Regions from separate parts of the Homo sapiens genome. Here region 2 is linked to region 1. The links are chromatin loops, found by intact Hi-C in ENCODE. Cell type or tissue: A673. All regions are shown on one strand.

Region 1 (8,000 bases):
AGGATTTATGGGGGAGCTTCGGGGCAGCAGACTAACTGAGAAACCAACACTCAAATCTGGCAACTCCTGAAGCCAGATTGAATGTTGACCCCGAAGTTCCTTCCCATGTGCATCAACTCAGAATGCTTACAACATAATGACTGTGGCCGTCTCTAGTGAAAAAAGAACAACAGTCTTGAGAGTGACTGTATGGGAAGCTTTTAGTAGGGACACAGCTGAAAAGCACCCTTTGCAGTTAAATAGAGCTTTTCTTGAATCTGGAAAAACCAAACACTCCACAGAATGCACTCATTTGCCATCAGACTTATGGGAATAATTGTATCCCAGATTTAAAAAAAAACCCAGAGTTTTACTGGCAACCTGTCCAAGCCTGGAGTGAGTGAGGCTAAAGGAAGAACTAGATATAGGGAAATTTTTTACCCCAAGCACTACTGGAATTAAGTACGTGGGTGATCTTGGGTGGTGGCTACTTTCATAAAAGGTGTTTTTGTAGAACTTGTGAATTTCTCAGAAACACTGACTTGTACCTCACTGAGGCTGAGAGTTTGTTCTACTTCTGGTCTGAATAAGCAAATGTTTAGTTTCAGTTCCTCTTCAAATTCAGGACTGTCGTTAGATTTCTATGAAAGCTACTTGGCAAAGGACCCAGTCCATCCATAGAGGCCTGCTTCAGCGTGGAGTACAGCATACAATAGTGTGTATTTAGACTATGCTACAGCTGAGGGCTAGCCACTTGATAGAGCTCCTCTATGTTAATGGTGTTAGAATGGAAATTCTTTATCCTTGTAGCTGTACCATAGGGTGGGGACCAGGGACACTCAACAGAGTTGGGAGTCCATGTGCCTCCTTAAATTTTGCACCTCAGGCATCTCACATGCCTCATTCTGGTTGTGATCCTGCTGCAATCTGTTCTCACTCTGAACCACATGGAGTTAGCATTAAATGCTATGGGAAATCTAGAAATTTTCTCATGCTGAGTTCCTTTAAAGAGAGTCACCATCTTGGTTCTGATACTCTCTGACTGGTATTGGACAAGCCTTTCTTTGTTAGCAACTTGAAACTGTGGGAGGCTCTCTGTAGAATTACTGTTATGTTTTGGAATAACAAGAACAGCATTTTGCTGCTGGAAAAGGCCATTTTCCTTCTGTCTGCTTTTTTTCATGTATTGCCTTTCTTTTCTTTCTAAAACATCTTTTGTTTCATTTTTGTTCTCAAATCATTGTGTTTAGAACAACAATAATTGAGAGTCTAGCGGGAAGTTTTTATAAACTAACAATTGGGTTTAAACAAAGGCTTAATAGTCAAGTTCTGAATAGTTGGACTCCTGAAAAGTTCTAGCTAGAATGATCATAAATATAACATTTAAAAAAATACACAGGGGGAGTCCTTTTTACTAATTTTTCTCTTTTAAGTGAAGAGTTTTGTATGCATTAGGTAAGACCAACCAATCCTGTTTCTCATAGCTCTATATCTGTTGCTTGGTCAGATCACAGTGAATTTACCTGGGTTATAGGATGCCCTGCATCTGGACAGGGGTGATGCTTCATGAACATGAATTCATTGACAATATTGTGCCTGTAAGAAGCTGAGTTTGCTGGGAAAAAGGCACTAGCAGATCACATTCTTGAGAGTTAGTGATAATAATGAACATGATTATAATGTGCAAAGACTTTTATAACTTTTCTTTTTTTTTAAGAGATGGGGGCCGGGTGTGGCAGCTCACACCTGTAATCCCAGCACTTTGGGAGGCCAAGGCGGGTGGATCACTAGGACAGGAGTTTGAGGCCAGCCTGGCCACTATGGTGAAACTCCATCTCTACTAAAAATACCAAAGTTAGTCGGGCATGGTGGTGCACGCCTGTAGTCCCAGCTACTCAGGAGGCTGAGGCAGAAGAATTGCTTGAATTTGGGAGACGGAGGTTGCAGTGAGCCGAGATCATACTACTGCACTCCAGCCTGGGTGACAGAGTGAGACTCTGTCTCAAAAAAAAAAAAAAAAAGAGATGGGGGTCTCTTCATGTTGACCAGGCTGGTCTCAAACTCCTGGTCTTAAGTGATCCTTTCATTTTGGCCTTCCAAAGTGCTGAGATTACAGGCATGAGCCACCACACCCGTCCTGTTATCATATATTTTAAATAAGCCTCATGACAATCACATAAATTTTTTTTATTACTCATATATTTTAGGTGAGCAAAAGAAAATTCAAAGGTAGTAACATAGCTAGAATTACAAAGGAAGAGGTGTGATTTGTGCTCATGTCTTAATTTTTAAAGCAAATTGAGGCCGGGCATGGTGGGTCAAGCCTGTAATCCCAATGCTTTGGGAGGCTGAGGCAGGAGGATCGCTTGAGGTCAGGAGTTCCAGACCAGCCTGAGCTGGTGAGACCCCCGTGTCTACAAAAAAAAAAAAAAAAAAAAATTAGCTAGTCTTGGTGTTGGTGCACACCTGTACTTCCAGCTACTTAGAAGGTTGAGGCAAGAGGAGCGTTTGAGCCCAGGAGGTTGAGGCTGCAGTGAGCTGTGATAGCACGACTGCATTTCAGCATAGGTGACAGATTGAGACCTTGTCTATAAAAACAAGATAAATAAAAGGAATTGAGTGGTATCACACAGAAGTTAATGCCATTGAAAGATTTTTACTACATTTCCCAAGAGGAGAAGGCATGTCATGTGACACAGGGTCACATGGGGAAGCATAAGAGGTCAAGAGGCAGAAGGGGAAAGCATAGGCCACAGCCTGGACTGGGATTTCTGCAGGAAAGGCAAGGCGGGACAGGGTAAACAGTGTAGGACTGGCTAGTCTACATCCTTCTAGCAGGCTTTGGGGCATTGGGACATTCTCTAGTCACCTGGTGCCTAGCCCTTGGGTGTGTGAGTTTGATAGGGGAGGTGATTTGGGGTACGGACTGAGGACTGGTTGGAAGGTCTGTAAATGATTTTCATGCACCTGTGGAAGCTGGATTTCTGGGGAGATGTTAACAACTTTGGCCATTAGTTTGGCCCTCTGATTAATGGATGCTACATAGAAATGGATGCCAAATAGAAAACAGAACAAAGTAGCATCAGGGCAGGAGCCTTACTCCAGAGGCAAAGCTCTTTCCATGAAACCATCTAAACTCATCCAGTTCTCCTCTTCCAATCTCTCCACCCCTTACCGTACTCCACACATCCTGTTTGCAGTATCAGTTCTTGACGATCCCAGCCACTGAGTTGTTTTAGTTGGAAATCTGGCCATTTGCTAAGCCCTTCAGTTCTCATCACACATGTCTCTTCCAGTTCTCATCACACATGTCTCTTCAAGCTCTCCTTTTCTGTCTTTATGCCTCCACGCTTGCCTTGGGTCAGCGTCTCCTGACCCAAGTCAGTCTTGACGTCACAGTCTCCTAATCCATATTCTCCCCCCAGCCCAACCAAGCTGCACCCTGTTTCCAGGACGATCTTTTGTAAATAATAGGTTTGATCGTGTCACCTCCTTACTTACATCCTACCTACCTCCCTATTGCCTTAAAATTTCCCAGCAGAACACAAAGGGCCCTTCATGAGCCGACCTTTGCCTACTTCCTGGCTGTCTATCCTACAGAACTGTGGTATTGTGTCCATTGATTTACCTGAGCACAGATTTTATGAAATGTTTGGAGAACGGGGGAGACAGAGAGAGATTCTTAACCCAACTGGTTCTCTTACAGAATGAGCTTCACTGGTGTTCAGAAAATTGATGCATTGCTAGTTTCTTTTTGGCTACTGTGAACTTTTTTTTTGAAAGGTATATGAGATTCTTGTGCCTAGAAGAGGGATTCTAATGCATTTGAGGTATCGGTTTCTTAGGGTTCAAACCTCTTGCAGCTAAGAGCAGGCCCTGGAAGAGGCACCGGGCTGCAGATTGTTTCAAGTACCACAAGGGGCTGCTAGAGAGCAACAGAAGCGCCAAAGAAATTTCTTCAAAATTTCCCCTTTTTGTCACATCCTCATTTCCTTAGTCTTGGTCGGAAGTAAAATGCTTTCCTCTTTTTGGAGTTTATATTAGTGGCTACAGCTCGGTCACAGGTTATCCATACCTGTCTACCTGTAATAAATTTCTGTGTACCAATCCCTCAAAGTGCTCATCTGCCTACTCGGCTGTTTGGAGGGACTCCTGATACGCCTTCCCATGCCTCAGCTTCTTGAATGCCATTTAGAGGAGCAACGTGAGTGCATGTATCTACCAGGGGACTTGCTAATGCATTAGCATCTCAGTGTCAATTGCCAAAGGATGCCTCTTAAGGGGGACAAATTGTAAAAAGTGCTGCTGCCTCCAGGCGGAACTGGCCCTACCCCCAGGTAGCCTTTGGGCAGAAAGACCAGGTTGGATTTTGGCCTTCACATACCTCCTTTGTCAGGCAACCTGGAGACCAACTTCTAGAAGAATTAGTGGACTAACAGGAACTGAGAATCACGTTTATATATATATATATTATATATATAATATAAAATATATATAAAATATAATATATATAAAATATAAAAAATATATATAAAATATAAAAAAATATATATATAAATAAAATTTTCTGGAAATTTTGCAAGCAAACTTTGTACAGAATGTGAATTCCAAGCAGTTGAGATACCTGCACTTTCTAAATTGTCTGAAATAAACTTTGCAATTATTCAATTATAGTTGTTAGGTCTTAATCACATTGAGCACAGTTTTTGTACTTGCTTTCAGTATATGGAATTGACATGCCCTTGTGATTTCAAAGATGCAGTTGCTAATAGACTCCCAAGGGGAGAGACTTGGGACGTTCTGCTTTGGTTGTTGCACTCCCAGTTCAAGACATTGAAAGAAATGTGGAAAATTTCCCTGATGATATAAGACAGAACATTTTCTTCTTTCATGCAGCAACCCGACCTGCATTATCCTTTCTTGCGTATTCCTATATAGTCTCTTGAATTCACTGTCATGTTTGATTATTGTATGAATGATCTATCAGATTAAGTTTGACTGCATAAATCACAAAATCCAAATATCAGTGGCTTATACAATGCAGAAGCTTATTTTTTATTTCATGTCAAAGAAACCTGGAAGTCACCCAGACTGGTAGGGTAACTTCACAGTCATCAGAGACCCAGAAACTATCTTTCTGCTCATTTCCCCACCCTTAGTGTGTAGCTTCCATCCTCAAGTTTACTTCATGGTCCAAGAGGGCCAATGAAGCCCCAGCCATTAGGCCCAAGTCCCAGGGAGGAAATAAAGAAAAATAGAAGAGCCAAAGGTTATATGCCTCCTTGCTGAGTCAGCCCCCCTTAGGACACTTTTTAAAAGTCTCATTCAACAATTTCCATTTTTACCCCACTAGCCATTTTTATCTGCAAAGGATGCCGGGAGGCATAGTTTTCTAGCTGGGCACATTGAGACCTTTGACAATAGAGGAGTCTGTTGTCAAGGCAGAGGAGAGAATAGGTATGGGGTAAGCAACCATAGCCTCTACCACATATGAGAATTTAATTATCTGATGCCCATGAAAATGCAGACTAGAAAACAAAATGCAGGAAGAGTTACCACACAGAGTTGCTGCGTTGCCCTAGACAGTCATGGCAGCCTAGCCACTGGCCTGTCGGTGGACTCCCTCAGGCTCCTCTTACCTGGACCCGCCCCGTTCATTTACCATTCACACTCTCTCTATTTCCAGCACTGCCCTCTCTCAGGCTCCAGACTTGCATAGCAATTACTGACCATATGGCTCCTCACAGGACACTAAATTCAAGATGCTCCCAAATGAGCCAGGAACTGCTCCTCTTAGTACCTGTGCATCAGCTGCCCAAACCGCACACCTGGGTGTTATCCCTGACTCCTTCTTCTGACTCATACACTTTACAAGTTCTTCCTGAATTACTCCCGGATCCTCCCCATCCTCCTCATTTCCAGGACTGCCACCAAGATCAAGCCTGCATCACCTCTCACCTGGACTGCCGCTGCAGCCTCTTGACGGGCCTTGCCTTCTTTATTCTTCCCTCTGGCCAATCCATTCTCCACACAGCAGCCAGAGAAATTCATTTTTTTAAAAAAAAAAACAAACCTGATTATGTCACTGCATGGCTTACTACTCATCAATGGCTTCTTACTACCCTTAGAGAAAAGCCCAGCCCAGTAAGGACTGAAGGCCCTGTGTGATCTGGCCCCTGCCCCCTCACTCCATGCCCTTCTCCCCTTCGCTCTGGCCCAGCCACAGTGATTTTCTTTCCCTCTTGCTAATGAGCTAATCCCTTCCCTGCCTCGGGCCTTGGCATACACAGTTCTGTCTGCCTGGCACTCATTTTCCTCAGATTCCCACCTCTTTGTTTAGTGCATTAAACAAAGCATTTTTTGAGGCATTAAATTCATATACCCCCAAACCATGCCAGGTTGCTGGAGACTCTCATAGCTCACTGCCCTTGTGCTTTGAAGCATTCCTCAGCCTTCTAATTACTTGCTCCACTGTCAGATCCTTGAGGCCAGGCCTCCTCTCTCTGTTCCTCTCTGGACCCCTTGTACCCAACACAGCACTGAACACCTATTCATTCAGTGATCCAGCCCTTCATTCATTCACTCATTCACTCAAAGACATTTGTTGTCATTTCTGTCCCCATTTCTGGTTTGGTAGTGGAAAAAGACTTAGTGAAATAATTGCCCAAATAGTTTATTTGTTAGAGTTAAAATCAGGCCTGCAAGCAGAAAGAGAAGGCATTATGAACGATGTAAACAAGACATAGGAGGTGCGAGGAGAACGGAAGATGGATTTTCTATCAAGAACAAGAATGGGAAGATTTTCTGCCATCTTGACTCTAATTCTTATCTCCATTTTCACCCTGAACCTTACACTAGACCAAGTTACATAAACCCAGTGTGAGACAAGTTTAGTTGAAATATTCTTTTAACCAATTAATTGCCATTAGTGCTGCCTCCTTGGAGCTTCTGACTTCAGAAAAATAATCCAGGAACGTTCTGCCACTAATTCTTCTACCTTGCCCGCCACCATTTTTCTGATTATTTTTCTACTCTCAGACACTCTCTCCATCATAGGCTGGCTCTGCTCGTCTTGGAGCCTGTGTAGAACAGGACTCCATGTGCCAAGCTAAATCTGCTCCGCTTCATCATCGCTTAGGCTGCCAAATTGGGTCAATATAGTTTTAGAATGTAAAAATATATTTCTATTCAGTATATATATTATATATATATTTATGTGTTCCAGTATATATATACTGAAGTACATATTTATATGTTCCAGTATATATATATATGTATATATATACATATATATATACTGAAATATATATATGAAATTTATAAATTGTATTTATACATACATAAGGAAAGAATAGAAACACCAAGGAAGGCCTGAGGGCAGCTTTGATGAAGATTATGGGATGGTTAACCACCAACTCTTCTCTTCCCCAGTCATCCTGGACAATTGGCCATTGCTTTCAGCCTATTAACACCCTCAAGATGCACTGAACATATGTTGACAGTCAAGCACTGATGTGTCTTAGAGCATCAGGTGGTAAACAATGATGAGTTTCCTGGCTGGAATTTGGAGGTCAGAGACTATTCTGGGGTCCCTAATCTTCAAACACCCAGATTTCTTGTGGGCCAATCTGTCCTCCACCTGCCTTGTCCACGAAGGAGTAGAGAGTGGATGAAGAAGCCGGATTCTTCACGTGAAATCTCTGAGCCTGGGGCATGGGAGAGCCCACCCAGGCTCAGGCCTCAGCCCAGGCATCTTACCTGCCTAAGTGGTAATCCCTGAACAGGAAGACCTTTTGGAGAATTCTTTACCTCCTGTCCAAAGTGGCAAGTTGGCCACAAGGGGGAAGCATCACACAAAGATAGTGCTCTGGCCGACCTGCTCTTTGCTCTGACTTTCCTATTGTTATCTGGGCCAGGAAGGCAGGTGAGGAGGGCCCACTGCCGAAGGCTGTGGTTCAGCTGAGACCATGCCCACCTGATGTCTTGAATATGGCCATGAAGCCAATGAACACTCGATGAAT
Region 2 (8,000 bases), 990 kb after region 1:
CGTTTAACAACGGGAATATTTTCTGAGAAATTCATCATTAGGCAGTTTCATCATTGTGCAAACATCATAGAGGGTACTTACACAAACTTAGATGGTATAGCCTACTACACAGCTAGCCTGTTTGGTATAGCCTAATGCTCCTGGGCTACAAACCTGTACAGCATGTTACTGTACTGAATACTGTAGGCAACTGTAACACAATGGCAAATATTTATATATTTAAACATAGAAAAAATACAGTAGCCAGGCGCGATGGCTCATGCCTGTAATTCCAGCACTTTGGGAGGCCGAGGTGGGCAGATTGCCTAAATTCAGGAGTTTGAGACCAGCTTGGCCAGCATGGTGAAACCCCATCTCTACTAAAAATACAAAAATTAGCCAGCCATGTGGCAGGCACCTGTAATCCCAGCTACTCGGGAGGCTAAGGCAGGAGAATCACTTGAACCTGGGAAGCGGAGGCTGCAGTGAACCGAGATCATGCCACTGCACTCCAGCCTGGGCAACAAGAGCAAGACTTCATCTCAAAAAAAAAAAAAAAAGAAAAAGTATGGTAAAAGTACAGTATAAAAGTTTTCTTTTTAATACATAAATTTTCTATAAGAGTACACTTATATAGGGCACTTACCATGAATGGAGCTTGCAAGAGGGGAAGCTGCTTTGAGCAACTCAGTGAGTGGCAACTGGATGTGAAGGCCTAGGACACTACTGTAGATTACCATAGACTTTTTATAACACTCTGCACTTAGGCTACACTAAATATTAAAAAAAAATTCCATCTTCAATAATAATAAATTAACCTTAACTTATTGTAACTTTTTTACTTTATAAACTTAAATTTTTTAACTTTTTGACTATTTTGTAATAACACTTAGCTTGAAAGATAAACTCATTATACAATGGAACAAAAATATTTTCTTCTTTTATATTATTATTCTATAAGCTTGTTTCTATTTTTACATTTTATTTTTTACTTTTAAATTTTTTTGTTGAAAACAAAGACACAAACAAACACACACATTAGCCAGGCCTACACATGGTTGGGATCATCACTATCACTGTCTTCCATTTCCACATCTTATCCCACTGGAAGTCTTTGAGGTAAATAACACACAAGGAGCTGTAGTCATCTTCTATGATAACAATACCTTTTTCTGAGTACCTCCTGAAGGAGCTGCCTTAGGCTATTTTACAGTTAACTTTTTTCTTAGAAGGAATATACTCAAAAATAAAAATATCCCTGGTAGTCTAGTGTTTAGGACTTTTTAAAAGGCCAGGCACAGTGGCTCACACTTTTAATCCCAACACTTTGGGAGCCTGAGGCAGAAGGATCACTTGAACCCAAGAGTTCAAGACCAGCTGGGCAACATAGCAAGACCTCCATCCCTACCAAAAAAAAAAAAAATTAGCTGGGCATGGTAGCCCGCACCTGTGGTCCCATCTACTTGGGAGGCTGAGATAGGAGGATAGTTTGAGCCCAGGAAGTAGACGCTGCAGTGAGCTATGATTGTGCCACTGCACTCCAGCCTGGGTGACAGAGTGAGACCCTGTCTCAGAAAAAAAAGAAAAGAAAAATAAAATAACCATAAAAAGCATAGTAAATACATGAACCAGCAACATAGTCATTTATTATCATTATCAAGTATTATGTACTGTACATAATAGTATATGCTATGCTTCATATGGCTGGCAGCATAGTAGGTTTGTTTACACCAGCATCACCGCAAACATAGGAGTAATGCATTATGCTTTGACACTAAGAAGGCTATGAGGTCACTAGGTGATAGGAATTTTTCAGCTCCATTATAACCTTATTGGACCGCTGTCATATATGCAATCCCTCATTGACAAAAATGTGGTATGCAGCACATGACTGTAGTTAAAAATTGAAAACACTCAATATCTAACAACAGGAGAATGGTCCAGTAAATTTGAGTGTATCTGCTGTGTTTCATATAATGTAGCCATTGAAACTAATGCTAATAAAAAGTACAACATAACATGGGGAATTAGTACAGTGAAAAGAGAAAAAAGCAGGATACAAAATCATAAACACAGTATCTCAAGGATGCAAACACAATTGGAAAGAGAACAATAGTCATGACCAAACACTATCATGTATTAAGCACTTACTGAATGTCAGGCATGCACTGTACGTTCATTTTCTCATTTAATCCACAAGAACCCTATGAAGTAAATACAATGATTATTTCAATGCTATTAATGAGAAGACAGACTCACAGAGATTAAGCATCATTCCCAAAATTTCATGGAACACTAACTCAGCTGTATCTGACACTCACTAGGCTATGCTGCCAGCCAACTTTTTCATGAGGTTTTTGAATGATCTTTGCAGAAACCACGTTCTATTTTTCTTTAGTTTCTAATTTTTCTAAAAGTAGCATGATTATCTTTCTAATTAAAAACATAAACACAAAATAAGTCTTTTTTAAAAAAAGAAAGAACAAGTACCGCGCGCACACACACACACATACAAACACACGCACACAACATGTTTTGCTTTTTCCTAAGATGTTGTATCAGAGCAGCACCACAGAGCCTCAGAAAAGAGATGGTAGAAGTAAGCTGACAACTGAGTGGGATTAGAATTCTCACATTTCTTCATTCACCTTTCAACAAAGTCCCACTGGAAACACTATGGGTCAGTAGCACTTAACCTTTGGTGGGGTCATGATTCCCTTGAGAATTTGTGGAAAATCATGGACCCTCTTCCCAGGACGATGCAAGAAGCATGTCATGGATACACACACACACACACACACACACACACACACACACACACATTTTGCATACTATTTCAGAAGATTAAACAGATGCAATCACGCCTATCAATGTGTCCCAGGTAAAAGGCCCTGACATAAAATAATATAAGAAGTCAACTTTTGTCTGATTTACTGAAGCTTGACTAAAGCTCTGAAACTGCTGTCTACCTAATACATCATAGCTGGCAGGTTGTTCGCTATGATGCCTTACCATCAGCAGGGATGTGCTCTGAGGTATTTCTTGGTGGAAAGATGGATTGCAGGAGATTTATCCACATTCTTGACTGATTCCTGATGGCCAACAGTGTCTGGGGATGGTCAGAGGGAAACTAATAGGCCTACATGAATATGAACTTAAGAGGAAAGTCATGAAAACAACTCAAGTGTAACTCCTAGGAGTGTATCCCTTTACGGTTTACAAAGCATTTTCATACCCTTGATCTCAATTGACCCCTCACAACCCTATGAAGAGAGAGCATTGGCTCTATTTTACATGTAACCCAGGTCTGCACTCCCAGCTTCATCTACAAGAGCTGACTCTATTTTGGCCAACCCCCAAACTTGATGCAAATTCAACCCCTTCATTATTTTAATGAGAAATTAATTTGTTTAATTAAGCATATTGTAATTTTTCTAGATTTTATTTAATATTCACGGAAGCCCATGGAAGGGTCATCTCACATGGAACACAGCTTTACAAAATCTCAATTAAACCCTTCTCAAGTAAGTCTCTCCTCCTGCCCCACTCACCAGATACCCTCTTCCCACTGCAATCCTGCATTACATAGAGTTGCTTCCTTCTTCTGTATGAGCAGGAGCCTTATTAAAGCATCTTATCAACAAGGCTGATGTTGTGGACATTTGTGGGTTTGTTGTTTCAATTTGTTTTTGTTTCTTTATCTTGTCACCCGGCATCCACTTCCCTTTCTTGTAGTAACAACCCACACACCTCCCCCACTCCCAGTCCATGTGATTAGATGATGAAGAAGAGCTGATGTCACGATCATATGACTCAGGCCATGTCAATCACAACCTTAGATTCCCCCGGCTACTGGGATCAGTTTGGGAACAGATGGGTGACTCCTGAGATGTAAGGAAGCCCCATGAAACTCTCACTGAGGCATCTGGGAGAGAAGATTTGCTTCAACCAGATTTGAAGCTGAGAGTATATAAAATCTAGAGCCGTTGCCACCACTGTACAATAAATGGAGACTGAACTCAAAGCCACACACCAGAAGATAGTTGAAAAATAATGTGAAACAAAGTGCTGATGACATAATTTGGGTCTGATCCAGCATGTCTCAAGCCAGCTGCAGTGAGCTGAATGGTGGCCACAAAGATAGGTCTACATCCTAATCCCTGGAACTTACAAATGTTACCTTAAATAGAAAAAGTGAATATTATACGGCAAAAGATGGGATTGAGTTGATGGTCTTGTGGGGAGGAGCTTATCCTGGATTATCCAAGCCCTAAATGCAATCCCATGCTTCCTTATAAGCCAGAGATTACACACAGACAGACAGAAAGGCAATGTGAAGATGGAGACAGAGTTTGGGACACAGCCACAAACACTCCAATTTTGGTTCCAATGAACTCAAATGTTGAGCAGAAGCTAAACAGGCAAATTCCTTCAGAGCCTCCAGAGGGAGCACTACCCTGCCAGTACCTTGACTTCAGACATCTGGCCTCCAGAACTGTGACAGCACACATTGCTATTGTTTTAAGCCACCAAGGTTTTGGTAATTTGTTACAGCAGCCCTAGCAAGCTAGTGCACCTGCTGTGTCCCTGGACTTTTCATTTACTGAATTCCCCTTTTTTTGTAGGCCATTTTAAGTTGAGCTTTTTTTGGTTACTTGTTACAGAAAAACTTTTATTTTATTTTTAATTTATAAAAGAAAAGTTGAATAGCCTATAAAATATTAATCTCTGTGAAAGTAGTAAGACAAATGCATGAACATTACTTTAGAGCTTCTTTTCCATAGATGTTGACCTACTGGAACAAGAGCAAAACCTACATGAAATGAATGGTCGTAAGCTTCTCCCTAGGTTGGTGTCCAGTAATAATGCCTTTTAAGGCCATTGGAGACTTCTGTAAGACACATGCGTTTGTCACCACAAATGGCTCCACATCCACATTGTCTGTTTTTAGACGCCCCATTTGAATTAAGTCTGAATATGCCATGCATATAGCCCTAACAAATGTGTTTTTTTCCCCAAAGGTAGATATTAGAGAATGATATGGTTTGGCTGTGTCCCCAACCAAATCTCATCATAAATTGTAGCTCCCATAATTTTCACATGTTGTGGGAGGGACCCGGTGGGAGATAATTAAATCATGAGGGTGGTTTCCCCCAAACTGTTCTCATGGCAGTGAATAAGTCTCATGAGATCTGATGGTTTTATAAGGGGTTTCCGTTTTCACTTGGATCTCATTTTCTCTCTTGCCTGCCACCATGTAAGATGTGCCTTTTGCCTTCCACCATGATTGTGAGGCCTCCCTAGCCACATGGACTGTGAATTCATTAAACTCCTTTTCCTTTATAAATTATCCAGTCTCATTTGTGTATTTATCAGCAGCATGAAAACGAACTAATACAGAGAATGTGGAATTTGTTTTCATTGATTGTTAAAGTGCAACAAGTTCTCCATCCATGTTTTTGCTGACTGCTGACAACACTTTAAGACTCCTCATGTGTGAAGTAAGAGTTTCACTGAGATAGTGCCTACATTTTCTATTCTGTTAAAAGACATCTATTATTTCCAGGGTAGTATTGCTTTTCAGTATGACAGCAAAATACACCATCCCATCATGAGTTATTTTATTGCAGCCAACGTCAAGGTAGTGTAGGCTACTGTTCAGATGCAGGGCATCACAGCTCCTAAGGCAGGGGATTTCAGAAAGCACTTTCTATATAATAGCAGGAAACCATCTGTTCTGAAGCAACCCATTTCAATCACTGCTTAATATTCAGAGTCAATTATATAAACTGTGGATTAGAAAAGGAAACAAGTAGTAGCCAACAAATAATTTTCATAATAGAACAGAAATGATTCCAAACATTTAATTCAACATGTCTCTTAATCAACTGTGAAAAATTATGCAGCCTTGTGCATTTATCTTCACCATGATAAACAATATTCTTTTGCACTTATTGAAGAAAATCTTTCTCCAGGAATTTGGTGTGCAAAATGAACAGCCAATTGCCTCTCCCATTGGCTGCATTAGAGAGTGGGAAGCAAGAAGTTGTCTTTGTCTCCTCAGTTGGCACAACCTAGGAGCTTAGTAAATGCAGCCAAGACACTGGGCAGGCACAGGCTCGTGTTTAACTTGGAGCCACTGCTTCCCTACATTCAATCTGGTCCGTGTTGCTAGACTTTTTCCCAGGCATCAGGGCACATCTATGTTTTTCAACACCAGCTGAGGAAGGGTCGCATATTCTTTCCAGTTGGGATTCCTGGGCCTCATGCAAATAAGGGGTTATCCCCTGAGAGTGCTTTAAGACAATTGTAAAGTTCTCCTATCCCTCTAGGGAAGTTTAAGAGGCTTGTCTACTCCTAGGACATGTGGCACCTCTGGGTCTGAAGTCCAGTTCAGCCAAGATAGTTTCACAGATTATTGAGCTTTTCAAAGCTTGTGTGAGAATCGGAATGAGCAAAGCACAAACACACTCATAAACAACCTAATAGGGGAAATAAGAAAATTACCTTCCTGAATGTTTAAAAAATGGTTATAGCAGGCACTTGTAAAATCTAGATAAAAGGTAGATATGCTTGCACCTGAAACTGTGTTTTCCTCAAAACATCTATTTTCATCTTAACAATGGTTAAGATGAGACAATGGTTGCCTGTACATGGAAGATAGCTTTCTACTTCTTTAACTTTTCAAGTTTTAAATAATGTACACTTAGTACTTTCATAATCACAAAACTTTTCTGTTTTGTTAAAATTCCACAGTGTACTTTGGGAGGCCGAGGAGGGTGGATCATGAGGTCAAGAGATTGAGACCATCCTGGCCAACATGGTGAAACCCCGTCTCTACTAAAAATACAAAAATTAGCCGGGCATGGTGGCAGGTGGCTGTAGTTCCAGCTACTCGGGAGGCTGAGGCAGGAGAATGGTGTGAACCCAGGAGGTGGAGCTTGCAGTGAGCCGAGATCGCACCACTGCACTCCAGCCTGGGCAATAGAGTGAGACTCCATCTCAAAAAAAAAAAAAAAATTCCACAGTGTAGGTCCTCAATTTAAACACAATTGGCATATCTGGCATAACATACAGTATGTATAAATAGGAAAACAAGGGGAGAGCTGGCATGTGATCATTTTACAGCATTTCTAAACATATCCTAATATTCTAGAGCTGGATCATGGATAGGCAAGCTATCAGAAGTTGCAAAATAGGAGCTGAGCCCTGGGGGAGAGGTGTGCACATGTGGAGCTCCAGACCTCCGCACTGTTCCAGGCATCTTCTCCAGCCCACACCCAGGGGTGCTGGGATAGAACAGATCTGGGGATGGACTCCCCACTGCTTGATAAGGACATAAGAACTCCCTAATGAGGACATTTTTGCCTAAGAAGAAAAGCAGAATAAAGATGCAAATTAAACCAACAATGAAATTTGTTGTTGTTGTTCTTGTTGTTGTTTTGAGATGGAGTCTCACTCTGTAGCCCAGGCTGGAGTGCAGTGGCACGATCTTGGCTCACTGCCACCTCTGCCTCCCAGGTTCAAGCAGTTCTCCTGCCACAGCCTCCTGAGTAGCTGGAATTACAGGCGTGCACCATCATGCCCAGCTAATTTTTGTATTTTTGGTAGAGATAGGGTTTCACCATGTTGGCCAGGCTGGTCTCGCACTCCTGACTTCAAGTGATCGCTCTGCCTTGGCCTTCCAAAGTGCTGGGATTACAGGTGTGAGCCACTGCACCCGTCCATGAAATGTTATTTTTCTTCATTCCATTAGATTGGCAAAATGTGTAATGTCGAAAAATATCAGATGTTGGGGAGGACTTGAGGAAATGAGTTTTCTTGACAGTGTTGGCAGGAGCATATGTTGGTATAGCCACTTTGGAGGGCAATTCGGACTATACTATTAATCTATAAACTATACACACATGCCCCTCAACCATGTCAAGTGCAGGGTTGATTATTCTAAGAGTAATGCAAACCATATTTTTTAATCTGTACTGTCACAAAAGCACAAAAGTAAAGATCATGAAAATTATAAT

The links. Peaks named below come from ENCODE experiments on the same cell type or tissue, not always from the same donor. Only the 100,000 strongest peaks of a DNase experiment are listed, where the experiment ranks them.
Region 2: a loop joins it to region 1, with 5 times the contacts of the local background. A loop is called at or near these places in 34 of 110 quality-filtered maps.

Annotation. Positions count from the first base shown.
Region 1 is chr4:54,315,198-54,323,197 of GRCh38, forward strand. No RefSeq gene overlaps it. Among named protein-coding and RNA genes, the nearest start is that of LINC02283, 14 kb to the right of the region's middle. In A673, CTCF peaks have their summits at 3,902 and 7,800 (motif pointing right); a DNase peak (open chromatin) is centred at 7,844.
Region 2 is chr4:55,308,269-55,316,268 of GRCh38, forward strand. It overlaps the pseudogene LRRC34P2. Among named protein-coding and RNA genes, the nearest start is that of SRD5A3, 34 kb to the right of the region's middle. In A673, a CTCF peak has its summit at 4,439 (motif pointing right); no DNase peak of the experiment used is centred here.